3 separate regions of the Homo sapiens genome follow, and all the other regions are linked to region 1. Evidence: chromatin contacts called from ENCODE Hi-C or POLR2A ChIA-PET data. All regions are on one chromosome and are shown on one strand. The core of a region is the stretch at or near the end of the contact, and the rest is flanking DNA. Distances in the headings are between cores, read along the strand shown.

The links. Hi-C counts contacts between places; a loop is a spot of excess contacts on that map. ChIA-PET counts read pairs that join two places held with the same protein, here RNA polymerase II (POLR2A). Pooled maps may share reads with other maps.
Region 2: a loop to region 1 is called in a pooled map, with 2.6 times the contacts of the local background. The contact joins two enhancer-like sites. A Hi-C loop is called at or near these places in 5 of 50 pooled maps. POLR2A ChIA-PET finds 5 or more read pairs at or near these places in 3 of 52 experiments (WTC11 and activated CD4-positive, alpha-beta T cell).
Region 3: a pooled map shows a loop between it and region 1 (2.6-fold over the local background). The contact joins two enhancer-like sites. A Hi-C loop is called at or near these places in 1 of 50 pooled maps. POLR2A ChIA-PET finds 5 or more read pairs at or near these places in 3 of 52 experiments (HEK293, K562 and T-cell).

Annotation. Positions count from the first base shown.
Region 1 is chr18:2,902,809-2,907,425 of GRCh38, forward strand. EMILIN2 (elastin microfibril interfacer 2) reads left to right here. Exons shown (of 8, transcript NM_032048.3): 5 at 3,975-4,277. Among named protein-coding and RNA genes, the nearest start is that of EMILIN2, 58 kb to the left of the region's middle. RefSeq lists a silencer at 3,477-4,336. Within about 2 kb of position 3,368, at least 29 of the 41 ENCODE cell types and tissues checked have a DNase peak (open chromatin) inside an H3K27ac peak, as active enhancers do.
Region 2 is chr18:3,127,125-3,131,741 of GRCh38, forward strand. MYOM1 (myomesin 1) reads right to left here. Exons shown (of 38, transcript NM_003803.4): 17 at 4,251-4,372; 18 at 2,108-2,395. Among named protein-coding and RNA genes, the nearest start is that of MYOM1, 91 kb to the right of the region's middle. Within about 2 kb of position 2,352, at least 2 of the 41 ENCODE cell types and tissues checked have a DNase peak (open chromatin) inside an H3K27ac peak, as active enhancers do.
Region 3 is chr18:3,034,973-3,039,589 of GRCh38, forward strand. No RefSeq gene overlaps it. Among named protein-coding and RNA genes, the nearest start is that of LPIN2, 24 kb to the left of the region's middle. RefSeq lists a silencer at 4,019-4,313. Within about 2 kb of position 2,544, at least 14 of the 41 ENCODE cell types and tissues checked have a DNase peak (open chromatin) inside an H3K27ac peak, as active enhancers do.

The DNA.
Region 1 (4,617 bases), core at 2,118-4,617:
TAGCAACAAATTTGTGTGTGAAGGAGCAGGAGGGGGAGACCAAAGGAGAAGGAAGAGTGAAACAGGACTCTGTGCCTGGATGAGGGAGAACAAGGGCGGATTTCAGAGGAAAAGGGTGATTTGACGGGTTGGTGAGGACAGGGGAGAAAATAAGGGCCAGTTTGGGTGGCCTGTGCTTTGCCATTTTAAGATGCTTTGCTGACTAACTTATCGAGGGTTGAAGGACAGAGGAAAATTCTGTTTTCCCCTGAGTTTTAGATAGAGAGACATACGCTTGGGCTAAAAGGAAGAAACTAGTGGGGAGGAAGGAAAGAGAGGTTGAGAAGAGAGAGGAGTGATGTCAGATGGAGCTGATCCAAGAAGAGGAGGGAGGGTGGGGCTGGGGCTCAGGCAGAGGCGTGTGCCCTGGGAGGCAGGCCAGCTTCTGAGCCAGGGAGACGGTGTCCAGAGAGGAGGAAAGAAAAGAAAGATGAGGAGTCAACTCAAGTGTGCTTGGATTAGAGGGGAAAGGGCAGAAACAGGCCGTCAGTGTCTTCTACAATTATATTTTATAAAAATAAGTAAAATAACACTAAGAAGCTCATAATGAAAACCAGCTCCCCTGTTCCCTTCCCCATCCTTCTTCCCACGCCCCAGAGGCAGCCACATGTAAATCTTCCAGCTGTTTCTTTTCTTTGGTACTTACCTCCGTATTTCTAAATTGATTTATCAGCTTTAGACATTGTATATTGACCCCCCCTTCCTCCCAATTCCCAACAGAGTTATCCTACAGTCAATATGCAACATCTATGCTATGCTGAGCTCAATAGCTCTCTAAGGTTGTGTTGCTTTCCTTTTTACTTTTCTCTTAATTGGTAGTAGTGTTGCTTATATCCTATGTATCTATTTTGGAGTCTTCCTACCCTTCAACAGCCTCTTAATACAATTTTCTACATCATAAAAAGTATCAGATCATTTGTCAGTTCCATTTTTTTTAAAAATTGACCTCCCTCCTGGAATTCTTGCTCTTTCTGATCTAACCTGGACTGGTTATTTTCTAGACTTTTGCAATAAGGCTTTCAATCTGAGCCTGCCTTCACTACTATCCTAGAAAAGTCTTTAGCCTCTCTCCCCTTTCTTTTACTCTCTGTTGCTTTTTCATGGTTTACTCCCTTGTTTCAGTAGTGCACATTTCCCAATACCTTTTTAAGAAAGGGTGCGTGAGAGATGGCATTTTATAATTTTTTAAATATTGCCTGTCTAAAAATATCTTTATTCTACTCTTGTAATTGATGGGTATTTTTGCTGGGTACAGATTTCAAGGTTGACAATTACATTCTAGCATTGTTTGATGACATTGTTCCCTTCTCTTCTAGTTTCCAATACTGTTGAGAAGCCTGGTGATGCCTTCCTGATTTGCAGTCACTTTTTATATTTTTTCCCTTGAAAGTTTGTAATATCTCCTTTTTATCTTCAGTGTTCTGAATGTGGCTTGGTTTATTCCTCTTATTCAGTAATTGTGCTGGCATCTTTCATTTTCTTCAGTTCTGGGAAGTTGTGTGTTTATTTGATAATTCTCTCCTTACCATCCCATTACCCCTACATACCAGTTTTTCTGATTTCTTTTTTTCTGGAAGGACTTCCTAGGTTGACCCTTTAATTTTCTTATGATTTCCTTCCTATTGATCATCATTTCGTCATCATGTTCTACCTTCTGAAAGATTTCCTTGATTTTTATCTACCAACCCTTTCATGGAAATCTCTGGTTTTGGCAAGTGCCTTTTTAATCAGCAAAGGCTCACCCTTATTCTCTGACTATCCCTTTTGTATAGCAATCAATTCTTGCATCTTGGATGCAGTATCTTCTACTTCTCTGAGGGTAGGATGTGTTTATTTTCTTGCACTGTGTCTGTCTCTTTAGAGTTCCTTTTCTTTAGTTGGTGTGGCTTGCTTTGGTCCCTGTCGTTCACACAGGCGGCTTTCCTCATATGTCAGGTGATTTTGACTTTGGTTCACATTTAATGGGGAGACACTAGATAGAGTTTCACGACTGTGGGCATCATAGGGTCAATTTGAAGAATCCTCCTATATCCAGCTAGAGGTATAAGCAAGTGGCTGGGAGCTTAGCAGAGGATGGGGACTGTGAGCCTCCTTATTCAGGGAGCAGACTTTCGCTTAGTGTTTTTAGACTGGTATCTTACTCCTATCTTCCACTGTAGCTGGTATCTGCATGTTTTTCAATCCCTCTGCCTCAGTTTCTCTGTCTAACCCAGCCTTTCTCAACCAGGGTTCTAAAGAGATGTAAATCCTGATGCCATTCTATTGTATGGCGTGAACTAACTTCTCTGTATCTAGAATGGAATTAGCTCTGTATCATCCTCAGGGAAAACTGAGAGAGTAATCACTCAAATTGTTTTCTCTTGGGCTTCTCTCATGGAACATTGGTCAGGAAAGGCTGTTGGAGAAACTGCCTCTCTCAGGGTGTTCTGGCAACCTGCCTCTGTGGGTGGGGCGGGGGGGGGGCATGTATTTGATCTGCCATATTTATCTTAGTTTTATTTTTTTAATTTTTAGTTGTTATGTGTACAGAGTAGATATATATATATATGGGGTACATGAGGTATTTTGATACAGGCATGCAGTGTATAATAATCGGGGTAATAGGGTATCTATTACCCAAAGCATGTGCCATTTCTTTACAGACATTCCAATTCTACTCTTTTATTTAAAAATGTGCAAAAGATAATTGCTGACTGCAGTCACCCTGTTGTGCTATCAGATACTAGATCTTATTAACTCTGTCTAACTATATTTTTGAACCCATCAACCACCTCCACTGCCCTTCTCCCCAGCTTAGTGAGGCTGGAGTGCAGCGGGCGATCTCGGCTCCCTGCAACCTCCACCTCCTGGGTTCAAGTGATTCTCCTGCCTCAGCCTCCCGAGTAGCTGGGATTACAGGTGCGCTCCACTACCCCGGGCTAATTTTTGTTTTTTTGTTTTTTTTTTTTGGATATTTGGAAGAGATGAGGTTTCGCCATCTTGGTCAGGCTGGTCTCGAATTTGGGGGCTCAAGTGATCCGGCCGCGTCGGCCTCCCAAAGTGCTGGGATTACGGGCGTGAGCCACCGCGCCCGGCCCGCTTAGGGAGTTTTAAAACAAAACTAGACGGCAGGTCGGGAGGCAGCCGCCGATTTTTGTCGGGTCCTAAACAAAAATCAAATGTGTTGCGCTTTGGAACTCTGGGCATCGTGGGCACCAGGCTGACGGGGGCGGCGGGGATGGCGTTTCTTGGCGAGCGGGTCCCTCAGCCAGGCCCGGGTATTGTCAGGCGTCCCGTGGACGGTCGGGAGGGGCTTCCTGGAGGGCTCGTTCCGGGAACGAGTTCAAAGGAGGAAAGGGCGGCAGCTTCCGGCGCCTTCCCCAGAGGGCCGGGAGACGCACGCCAGGAGCTTCCTCCGTTGGAAGTCCCTTCCGCTGGCGACGTGGGCGCTGTGGCCGCGGCCCTCGTGGAGCCTGAGCCCTCCTCACGGCCTCCGCGCAGCCCTGGGGCCCCCCGGCAGGGTCCCTCGGCAGCCCGCGGGAGAGGCCGTGGGGCCCCGGCAGGAGTGTGGTTCAGAGACGGTGCGGGGGTCGGTGGCCTCAGGTCCCTTTCAGTCACTTGCGACGCACCCGCGGTTTCCGCGTGCTGTGAAATCGGGAATTGTTGATGCCGGAGCCAAGAGTGAGGCCGGTTTGGAAAGTGCAGCCGTCTGCGCCGGAGAGGCTGGAAACGCCCCGGCCCCGGGCAGGGGTCCCCGGCGGCGTCCGGGTGGCCCGCGGCGTCCTCGGAAGATGCGGGCGGACGCCCGTGTGTCCCGCTGGCCTGACGTCGCAGGGGTGGCCGCAGAGTCCTCACGGGGACCCCGCTCGCCGGGACTCATGGAGGGGACCCTGACGGGGCAGTCAGGGCTGAGGTTTCCTAATCCCGTGTGTTTCTTTCTCCCCGACGCCCGGCAGAGGCGCCCTCGCCCCCGCCGCCCGCAGAGGCCCCGAAGGAGCCGCTGCAGCCCGAGCCCGCCCCGCCGAGGCCCAGCGGCCCCGCAACCGCAGAGGACCCTGGGCGACGGCCCGTCCTGCCCCAGCGGCCCCCCGAGGAGAGGCCGCCCCAGCCGCCAGGCTCCACCGGGGTCATCGCGGAGACGGGCCAGGCCGGGCCCCCCGCAGGCGCAGGCGTGTCTGGGCGGGGTCTGCCGCGGGGCGTGGACGGCCAGACCGGGAGCGGCACCGTCCCCGGCGCAGAAGGCTTCGCGGGCGCACCAGGTGAGGCCCGGGGCTGCGCGGGGAGGAGCGCGGGGCTCTCCCGGAACTTCCGCCTGAGCCTCGGGGTCTGCTGAGGGGCGTGGCGGTTCGGGGTCCAGCCTTCGGGGGGGCAAGTTCCGAAATGCAGCTTTGGAAGGATGCCGAGGCCCGAGGGACCGCTCATGCTAGTCCAGCACACGGAGGCCGGGGCACCTCAGGGACAGTGCAGTCGTCTGTACTTAGACATACTGAGTGGCCCCGCCGGTTGGAGTACGAGTGCCACACGGGCAGCTCATTGATTCCCAGCAGGAAGGATCTTGGAAGCCAGAAGGGTATTGGGAGCTTGGGTAGCAGCAAAGCA
Region 2 (4,617 bases), core at 1,102-3,601, 220 kb after region 1:
AATACCCTGAAAGAAAATGATTCTTTTCCCCATAAGAAGAAATATTTTTCCCAAGGTATAATTTTTGTTTCTTTATGTGGTTTAGTTTTCATTTGTTCCCTGATGAAAATGGAATGTGTATATCAATTTCTGCTGCAATTTGCTTATTCAGAATTTCCATATATATATATATATATATATATTTTTTTTTTTTTTTTTTTTGAGCTGGGGTTTTGCTCTTGTCACCCAGGCTTGAGTGCAATGGCACCATCTTGGCTCAATGCAACTTCCGTCTTCTGGGTTCAAGCAATTCTCCTGCCTCAGCCTCCCAAGTAGTTGGGATTATAGGTGTGCACCACCATGCCCGGCTAATTTTTGTATTATTAGGAGAGACAGGGTTTCACCATGTTGGCTAGGCTGGTCTCGAACTCCTGACCTTAGGTGATCCACCCACCTCAGCCTCCCAAAGTGCTGGGATTACAGGTGTGAATCACCACACCTGGCCCAGAATTTCCATATATTTCTCAAATGGTTAGCCTTTCACCATTCAGGCACACTTACCCTTGTGAGACCTTACAACTACACAACTCTGTCTGCACACAAGAAAAAAATTTACTCTAGAGCTCAGCTAAATGACAGCTTTAGAAAACATTTTTAAAAAACAGACACAATCTGCTATGTGACTTTCTCTTAGTGTATAATACTTTTATCACATTATTTTTAATCTGATGTTGGAATATTTTTCATGTGGTACAATACTATACAGCTGTCACCATGTTTATCAGTGCTTAGCTAGAAAAATATCTGGAGGATATTTCAAAAGTCCTCCTTCATTTATGTGGCTTTGCTGATCAGCTTTTCACTCAACTACTGAAATTACAGTTTTCAATGAAGAGAGGGGGTGAAGTGGTGGAAAGAAATACATCTAGATATGCAATAACATCGAAGAGAATTTTCTGAATGTTTATTTGGATTATAGGAGATAAAGAAACTATCTCATTCTTACCCAAAAAGAGTATCAGAAGAATGAAGGCTTTTAAAATAAAATACATTTATCTCTTCTCCACTTACCAACCTCCTTTATTCCTCACATTTTAAAAAAGCTTTCTCTCTCTCCCTCTATTTCAGAGCATTGTTGAATATGTGCTCTCAAATGAATATCTCCTCTCGAGTTGAGGGACAAAGAAAGGTGTCATAAAACAGAGGAGGTTATAGAAGTTGGGGTGGGGTTAGAAAAAAGAACTGGATGAGAGGCATTTAAAAATTTATCAGCACATGTGCTTCAGTTCATTGTTGTTTGATAGGAAAAACAATGTCTCCTAGGATATATTAGCCACAGGTACCAAATATCCTAATCAGATCATTCTTAGCCTACTGATAAATCATCTTAAATAAATCACTTCTGGGAATGAGGATCATATATCATACAATATAGCTATATGTGATTATAATTTTAACTTTTAAACTTTTCATGGTAACTCAAAGATATATTTATAGCTGTTTTTTTCTTTTCTTTTTTCATTTCAAAAAGTAGTAGGTAAGTAGCTATTTAGATTATTATTATTTTAGAAATTTTTAATCTTTTTATATACTTTTTTCACTTAAAGTATTTAATTTTCCAGTGTTGATTTTTCTTGCAAACTATTTAAATTAAATGTGAATAATCGCTTAATAATCTGAGGATGAGCAAGAAGGTAACAACTATGACCCTGGTACGATGTCACCTTCTTTGTGAGATCTTTCTCCTCTACATGTTCCAAACATGACTATTTCAAAGGACCTCACACAGGCTAGCAGTACCAAGTCCTGCTCTCACATCGAATTCTCTTAGCAAAATCAGGCCAGAGGTGTATCTGCCTGACAAACCAAGAAAGGCTCTATAACCAAATTACTTGAAACATTCTAGCATCATTAAGCACCCAAAATGATGTGTACAAGCCAAACCCATAGACAATTACTTTTCCAAGTCATCAGATGAAAGTACACATTTCAGATGGCTAGCTGAAAACACATACAATAAGAATGGACATTGATGAAAGCAAACATGGATGAAGGATGTGATGTAGACGATGAGAGGTGAGGACAGTGATGGAGACGGATGGAACAGCTTCCCTTTCTCAACTCTCACCTCTGTCTGTCTTCTTTTTCAGGGGGTCAGACTTACTTTTCCCCTGAGGAGCCGCTTTCTGTGGTGGCGGGGTAAGCTCTTCCTGAACTGTTTCACTTACTTTACTCACTTCTGTTTGGCCCAGGTTTTGAGAGCTACTGGGTAGTGAAGGTTTGTTAGGTTTGCTGCCAAGCAAAGCATCTTTCTGGAAGGTTGGCGGGGAGGCTTCATGCACGCGCCCCCTGGAGGCGGTTAGTCCACCAGGCTCATCGCTCAGTGCGGGACACACATCTGGAGACACTCCTCCCCCTACAGTTGCCAGACAACAACAGAAACGCATTGAGCCCGGACAGAGTATCAGCTGCTCTTATAGGATAGAACAAAGAGAAAAACATTAGGACCACAAGCAGAACAAAAACAGTCTTGGCTTAAAGAAAATCGCTCACATTTGCAAGAAATATGGAAAGACTACATTTCACACAATATACGCCAAGGAACATTTCACCTTCCCCGTATTCTGGAAAAAGAAGAAATGAGAACAAAGAAGCCAAAGATAGAATAGGAACCATTTCGATTTGCAGAACCCAAAGGGCTTTTAGTATATATAAGGAAAAGCAAATCTTAGACACAAATATTGAGAGATGTAAGCCCTATTATTCAACAGAATGAAAAAAGGACTATAAAGTGCACAAGAGACATCATATTAAAGATCCTAATTTTATAACACCTCGAATTATGTGCAGTACTACAATAGTAATGGTCTGTACCTCTCAACCTCAAAGAGACATGTTTAGAATGGTTCACATTATAAGGAATCTTCCTTCCTTCGTTTTCTTTCTTCTTTTTTTTTTTTTTGGAGTCTCACTCTGTCCCCCAGGCTGGAGTGCACTGGCGCAATCTCGGCTCACTGCAACCTCCACCTTCTGGGTTCAAACAATTCTCGTGCCTCAGCCTCCTAAGTAGCTGGGATTATAGGCATGCACCACCATACCCGGCTAATTTTTGTATTTTCAGTAGAGACAGGGTTTAGCCATGTAGGCCAGGTTGATCTCAAACTCCTGACCTCAAGTGATCCACCCGCCTTAGCCTCCCAAAGTGCTGGGATTACAGGCGTGAGCCACTGTGCCCGATCCCTATGTTATAAGGAATATGAAAAAGCTATATGAGATGCTAACTGAAGACAATCAATATTAAATCAGCTTTTTAAAAAACATGCGTTACTATATAATAAATTTTATTTTATTTATTTATTTATTTCAGACACAGGATCTTGCTTTGTTGTCCAGGGTGGAGTGCAGTGGTGAGATCATAGTTCACTGCAGCCTTGAACTCTTGGACTCAAGTGATCCACGTGCCTCAGCCTTCTGAATAGCTGGGACTACAGACATGCACCACCATGCCTGGCTAATTTTTTTTATTGTTATTTTTAGAAATGGGATTTCACTATGTTGCCCAAGTTGGTCTCAAACTCCTGGACTCAAGCAATCTGCCTGCCTCTCCCTCCCAAAGTGCTGGGATTACAGGTGTAAGCCCCCGTGCTCAGCCCACAAATATTATTTGTATTGTTTCTAACCACCTGGGTCCCTTTTCTACTTTATCCAAGATTGGGAGGTACATCACATACACACATATAATTACTTTATTACTGGTTTTATTCTGTTGGTTACTTTGCAAGCAAAGATGAAACATATGATTAAGCAATTACATGTGCCTTGCATGAATTTTAGAGGGGTTTATAAGAAGCATGTTAATGTTCTGTTAGCAAAAACAAGCCAGGCTCTGGCATAGACCAAATGGCTTTTAGGGACAAGATGATCTGTGTTATGGGTGATATACCACTTCATGGAATCGGAATGGCCCTTCACAGTCCCAGGATGAGCATGAAGTTAGAATGGAGTTTCACACAATGTGAAATATCTGAGGAAACTTGGGTTCGTGAAGATGAAAAGGCTATGGATGCACAGAATCTGGATAAGTGATGAAGGTCTGTAAAATGGCAGCTATGGAAGGTTAGACATCACCTAGAGTCAGAGAAAATGATCATCTAAGGATGCAATCATCCAGCAATATTGGAAGCTAAATAATTTCTGGAGAGGATGGTATCTTCCTTTCTAACATAGAAAAATCCATTTTTCCCCCATACAGTTATGCATAAGGAACTTACCAATAGCAGCTTTGACTTCAATAGCTTCTGAATCCTGGGAATATTCACTAAGTCCAGCTGCATTGACTGCTCTGACCCGGAAAATATAACTCTGACCAGTCACTAATCCATGACAAGTGAATCTAAAAGGAAAACAAGTTTTAAAAAATTTTCCTAGGAGGAAGATTAAGGAAGATGATTGTTAGCTTAATGGAGTGGATCTGGCTTTATGAAAACAATTCTTTTTTTTTTATTGTGATTTATTTTGAACAGAAATGGGGTCTTGCTGTGTTTCCCAGGCTAGTCTTGAACTCCTGGCCTCGAGCCATCCTCTCTCCCACCTCAGCCTCCTAAAGTGCTGGGATTACAGTTGTAAGCAGCATGCCCA
Region 3 (4,617 bases), core at 1,294-3,793, 130 kb after region 1:
AGCTTTAAAAGGGAAGAAACACAGGTGCTTACCTGTTTTTTTCATCAACCTATGCATTCCTGAGGAAATACTATCATATTTCAAAGATGCCATCATAGGCAACATCTTTCAAAAAAGCAAGAGAACTAGAGCACTGAGCCAAGGTATTGGTCTCTCCTATCTCCAGTCTTCTCCTCTATGTATACTGGATAAACACAACTCCAACAAAAAGCCTTCCCTGGGGCCCTTCTTTGCCCCTGCACTCATGAAGTTTCCCCCAAGTTAATACCTGAATGCCCTTCCTTGGCTCTTCACAAGCTGCTTTTCTCTCCGTCTTCAAGCCTCAGCTCCCAAGACCCCTCCTCATAGAGACCTTCCCTGGTGACCTTTTCTTTTCTTTTCTTTTCTTTTTTAGACAGAGTCTCCCTCTCTCGCCCAGGCTGGAGTGCAGTGGCGCGATGTCGACTCACTGCAAGCTCCGCCTCCGGGGTTCAAGCGATTCTCCTGCCTCAGCCTCCAGAGTAGCTGGGACTACAGGCACCTGCCACCGCGCCAGGCTAATTTTTTGTATTTTTAGTAGAGCGGGGTTTTCACCGTGTTAGATAGTCTCAAACTCCTGATCTCATGATCCACTGGCTTCGGCCTCGCAAAGTGCTGGGATTACAGGCATGAGCCACTGCGCCCAGCCCCTGGTGATCTTTTCTAAGGCTGCTTTCTCCACTATTCTCCATTTCCTTTTATTTTTAAATTTTTCTGTAGAGATGAGGTCTCCCTTTGTTCCCCAGGCTGGAGTGCTGTGGTGCAATCATAGTTCACTGAAGACTCAAACTCCTAGGCACAAGCAATCCCCACCTCAACCCCCGAGTAGCTGGGACTACAGGTACACACCGTCACGCATGGCTAATTTTTAAATTTTTTTGTAGAGACGGGGTCTTGCCATGTTTATCAGGCTGGTTTTGGACTCCTGGCCTCTAGCAATAAGACTGCCTCAGCCTCCCAAAATGCTGGGATGACAGGTGTGAGCCATTGCACCCAGCCTACTCTCCCATCTTACCGTCCTGCTTATTTTCTCTTGTAATTATCTCATTTATTTGTTTGTTTGTTGCTTGTCTTGCCTTTAAGGCTGCACACTTCATTTGAGCAGGATCTTATCTGTTTTGTTCACCAATGCACCTGGGCACATAGCATAGTGCCTGACACTTAGTAGATGCTCAATTAATATTTGTAAATTCTTTTTTTTTTTTTTCCTTGAGACAGTCTCACTCCGTCACCCAACCTGGAGCACAGTGATGCAATGTTGGCTCACCGCAACCTCTACCTCCTGGGATCAAGGGATCCTCCCACCTCAGCCTGTGGAGTAGCTGAGACTACAGGCACGTAGTCCCACACCTGGCTAATTGTCGTATTTTTTGCAGAGATGGGGTTTTACCATGTTGCCCAGGCTTGTCTCAAACTCCTGAACTCAAGTGATCTGCCCACCTTGCCCTCCCTAAATGCTGGGATTACAGGTATGAGCACCATCATGCCTAGCCAATATTTGTTAATTCGTTAACCAAACCTCTAAAAGCTCAATGAAGTTTTAGTTCTAGCCTAAAATCTATGCTGGTAAAACAGGATAAATTGGTGGCTTATTGCTCACATGTCAGAAGGCTCCTTTGTTTTATAAAAAGATTCAAGGCAGATTTCAAAAAGAATTAAGCTTCACTTTCAAAAATTCCTTTTATGTTCAGATTTTCAGGAACATGGAAACGGTATTACAGGAAGTGATCTACATCTTATCGCTCCCACATGTGCAGCATTTAATATGTAAAGATTGCTAAAGATGCTATGTCTCCCAAACTGTGTGTACTTCTCATTAAATGTTTTTCTGTCTCCTTTCATTGGGAAAAGCCATAAAATGGCAAGGCAGGTGAATAAACAGCAGTGACAATTCTTTTTTTTTTTTTTTTTTGAGACGGAGTCTCGCTCTGTCGCCCAGGCTAGATAGAGTGCAGTGGTGCGATCTCGGCTCATTGCAAGCTCCGCCTTCCGGGTTCATGCCATTCTCCTGCCTCCGAGTAGCTGGGACTACAGGTGCCCGCCACCACGCCAGGCTAATTTTTTGTATTTTTAGTAGGGACGGGGTTTCACCGTGTTAGCCAGGATGGTCTCGATCTCCTGACCTCGTGATCCGCCCGCCTCGGCCTCCCAAAGTGCTGCGATTACAGGCATGAGCTACCACGCCTGGCCTGTTTTATTTTATAATTGTATGAAGAATAAAGTAAATTAATGTTTATAATAACATATGGTATAGAAATTCCTAGGAGCTGAACTAAAGCAAACTAAAAAACAAACAAACAAACAAACAAACAAACAAAAAACTTATAATGAGTATTTGTGAGTTAGGCATATTTTATCTTTTAGTATAAAATACAAATATAATTTTGTATGGATATCTCTAGTTAATTTTCATTCATTGATTACTCCTTACATCACTTAAGTCAGCAGGTTCATTTCCTTTTGAAATATGCTGATGCAGAAAATAGCAACTAACTGAGCCAGTTTTGTGACCAAAGATAGCTAGTCACAGTGGAGCTAGTTGGGAACAGAGCACAAAGCCCTGACTCACCGTGTAGCCTTTCCTCGTTGTGAAACCTTTCTCCTTCCTGTTTACATTTTCACTTCAGCCAACATATATTGCGTACCTAGAAGGGGGCTAAACATAGCACAAGGTAGAAACCAATAAGGCCTGGGCTGTTTGGCTTTCCCTCCCAGGACTCATATAGTAGGATCTTCCCTCTAACACAATAAAGGAATTTGGATTTTGTGCAGCTGCGAAAGGACAAATGCCCACTGCAGGGCTAAAACTCCAAGCAGAAGTTATCAAGTGGAGGCAAACATTTTGCTTCTTGGAAGTTGCTCTTTATTAGACTTTGGTGGTAAAGATATGTTAGTTCCAACTACAGATTAAGATGTTTATGGTCTCTTACAACCATATTGTTTAGCATTTCGTGTTTGGACTTTTTGCAAGTAACTTACAAAAGAAATTGATTTTTTTACACAATAGCAAAGAGGATTTGTTCGTTTATTTATTGAGATGGAATCATTCTGTCGTCCAGGCTGGAGTACAGTGGAGTGATCCCGCCTCACTGCAACCTCTGCCTCCTCAGTTCAAGCGATTCTCCTGCCTCAGCCTCCCAAGCAGCTGGAATTACGGGCACCCGCCACCACACTCGGCTAATTTTTGTATTTTTAGTAGAGACGAGGTTTCACCATGTTGGCCAGGCTGGTCTCAAACTCCTGACCTCAGGTGATCCGCCCGCCTCGGCCTCCTGAAGTGCTGGGATTACAGGCGTGAGCCAGTGTGCCCCGCCTGTTTATTTATTTATTTTTTGAGATAGGATCTCTTCGGCTGGGCGCGGGCTCACGCCTGTAATCCCAGCACTTTGGGGGGCCGAGGCGGGTGGATCACGAGGTCAGGAGATCGAGACCATCCTGGCTAACAGGGTGAAACCCCGTCTCTGCTAAAAATACAAAAAATTAGCCGGGCATCATGGCGGGCGCCTGTAGTCCCAGATGCTCGGGAGGCTGACGCAGGAGAATGACGTGAACCCGGGAGGCGGAGCTTGCAGTGAGCCGAGATCGCGTCACCGCACTCCAGCCTGGGCGACAGAGCGAGACTCCGTGTCAAAAAATAAAAAAGAGAGATAGGATCTCGCTCTGTCACCCAGGCTAGAGTGCACTGGGGTGATAATGGCTCTCTGCAGTCTTGACCTCCCAGGCTCAAGCGATCCTCCACCTCAGCCCGCCTCAGCCTCCTGAATAGTTGGGACTACAGGCGTACGCCACCATGCTTGGCTAATTTTTAATTTTTTTGTAGAGATGGAGGTCTCACTTTGTTGCCTAAGCTGGTCTCAAACTCCTGGGCTTAAGGGATCCTTTTGCCTTGGCCTCGCAAAGTGCTGGGATTACAGATGTGAGCCACTGCACTCGTCCAAGAGCATTTAAACATACATTAAATCATACTGCTACCCAAAAGATTTCTTCTAAGTATTCAAATTTTCCTAACCTCTAATCTCTGTGGCTTCTCTGAGTGTGGCTGTAATTCACTGGATAATAACAACAAACACATAGGCTTAATAAGTGCTTTACATGTATATTAACTCAATCCTCCCAACGACTGTAAGTGTTAGAGTTTATTATTATCTCCATGTTACAGATGAAAAACTAATGCCCTTGAGATCAACTACTTTGCTTAAGGCCACGCAGCTCAGAATGGCAATTGGACCCCAGTAGGCCCCAGAGCCTGTATCATCAGCCACCACAATATACAAGCCTAATTAGCTCACATGAGAAACTTTGCATAATGCCTTTGAAAAATTTAGTTTTTCCCTTACATTGTTTTCTGTTCTGATCTATTCACATGTTTAAGCCAGAAAAACAACGTTATCTCAATCATTAGGAATACAGAACTAGGAAACATTTAATATCTATTATGCAGTATAACCAAAAGAAATCTTGAAAAAAAACACAAGAGAGGTATCTTTTTTAGGCCTCAGAAGGACTTAGGGAAAGGGAAAATGTCCTTTCCCTTTCAATTATAAAGGTGATGTTTAATTTCTTGGGAGAGGGTAGTCTTGTCATTTTTTTTAGTCATTT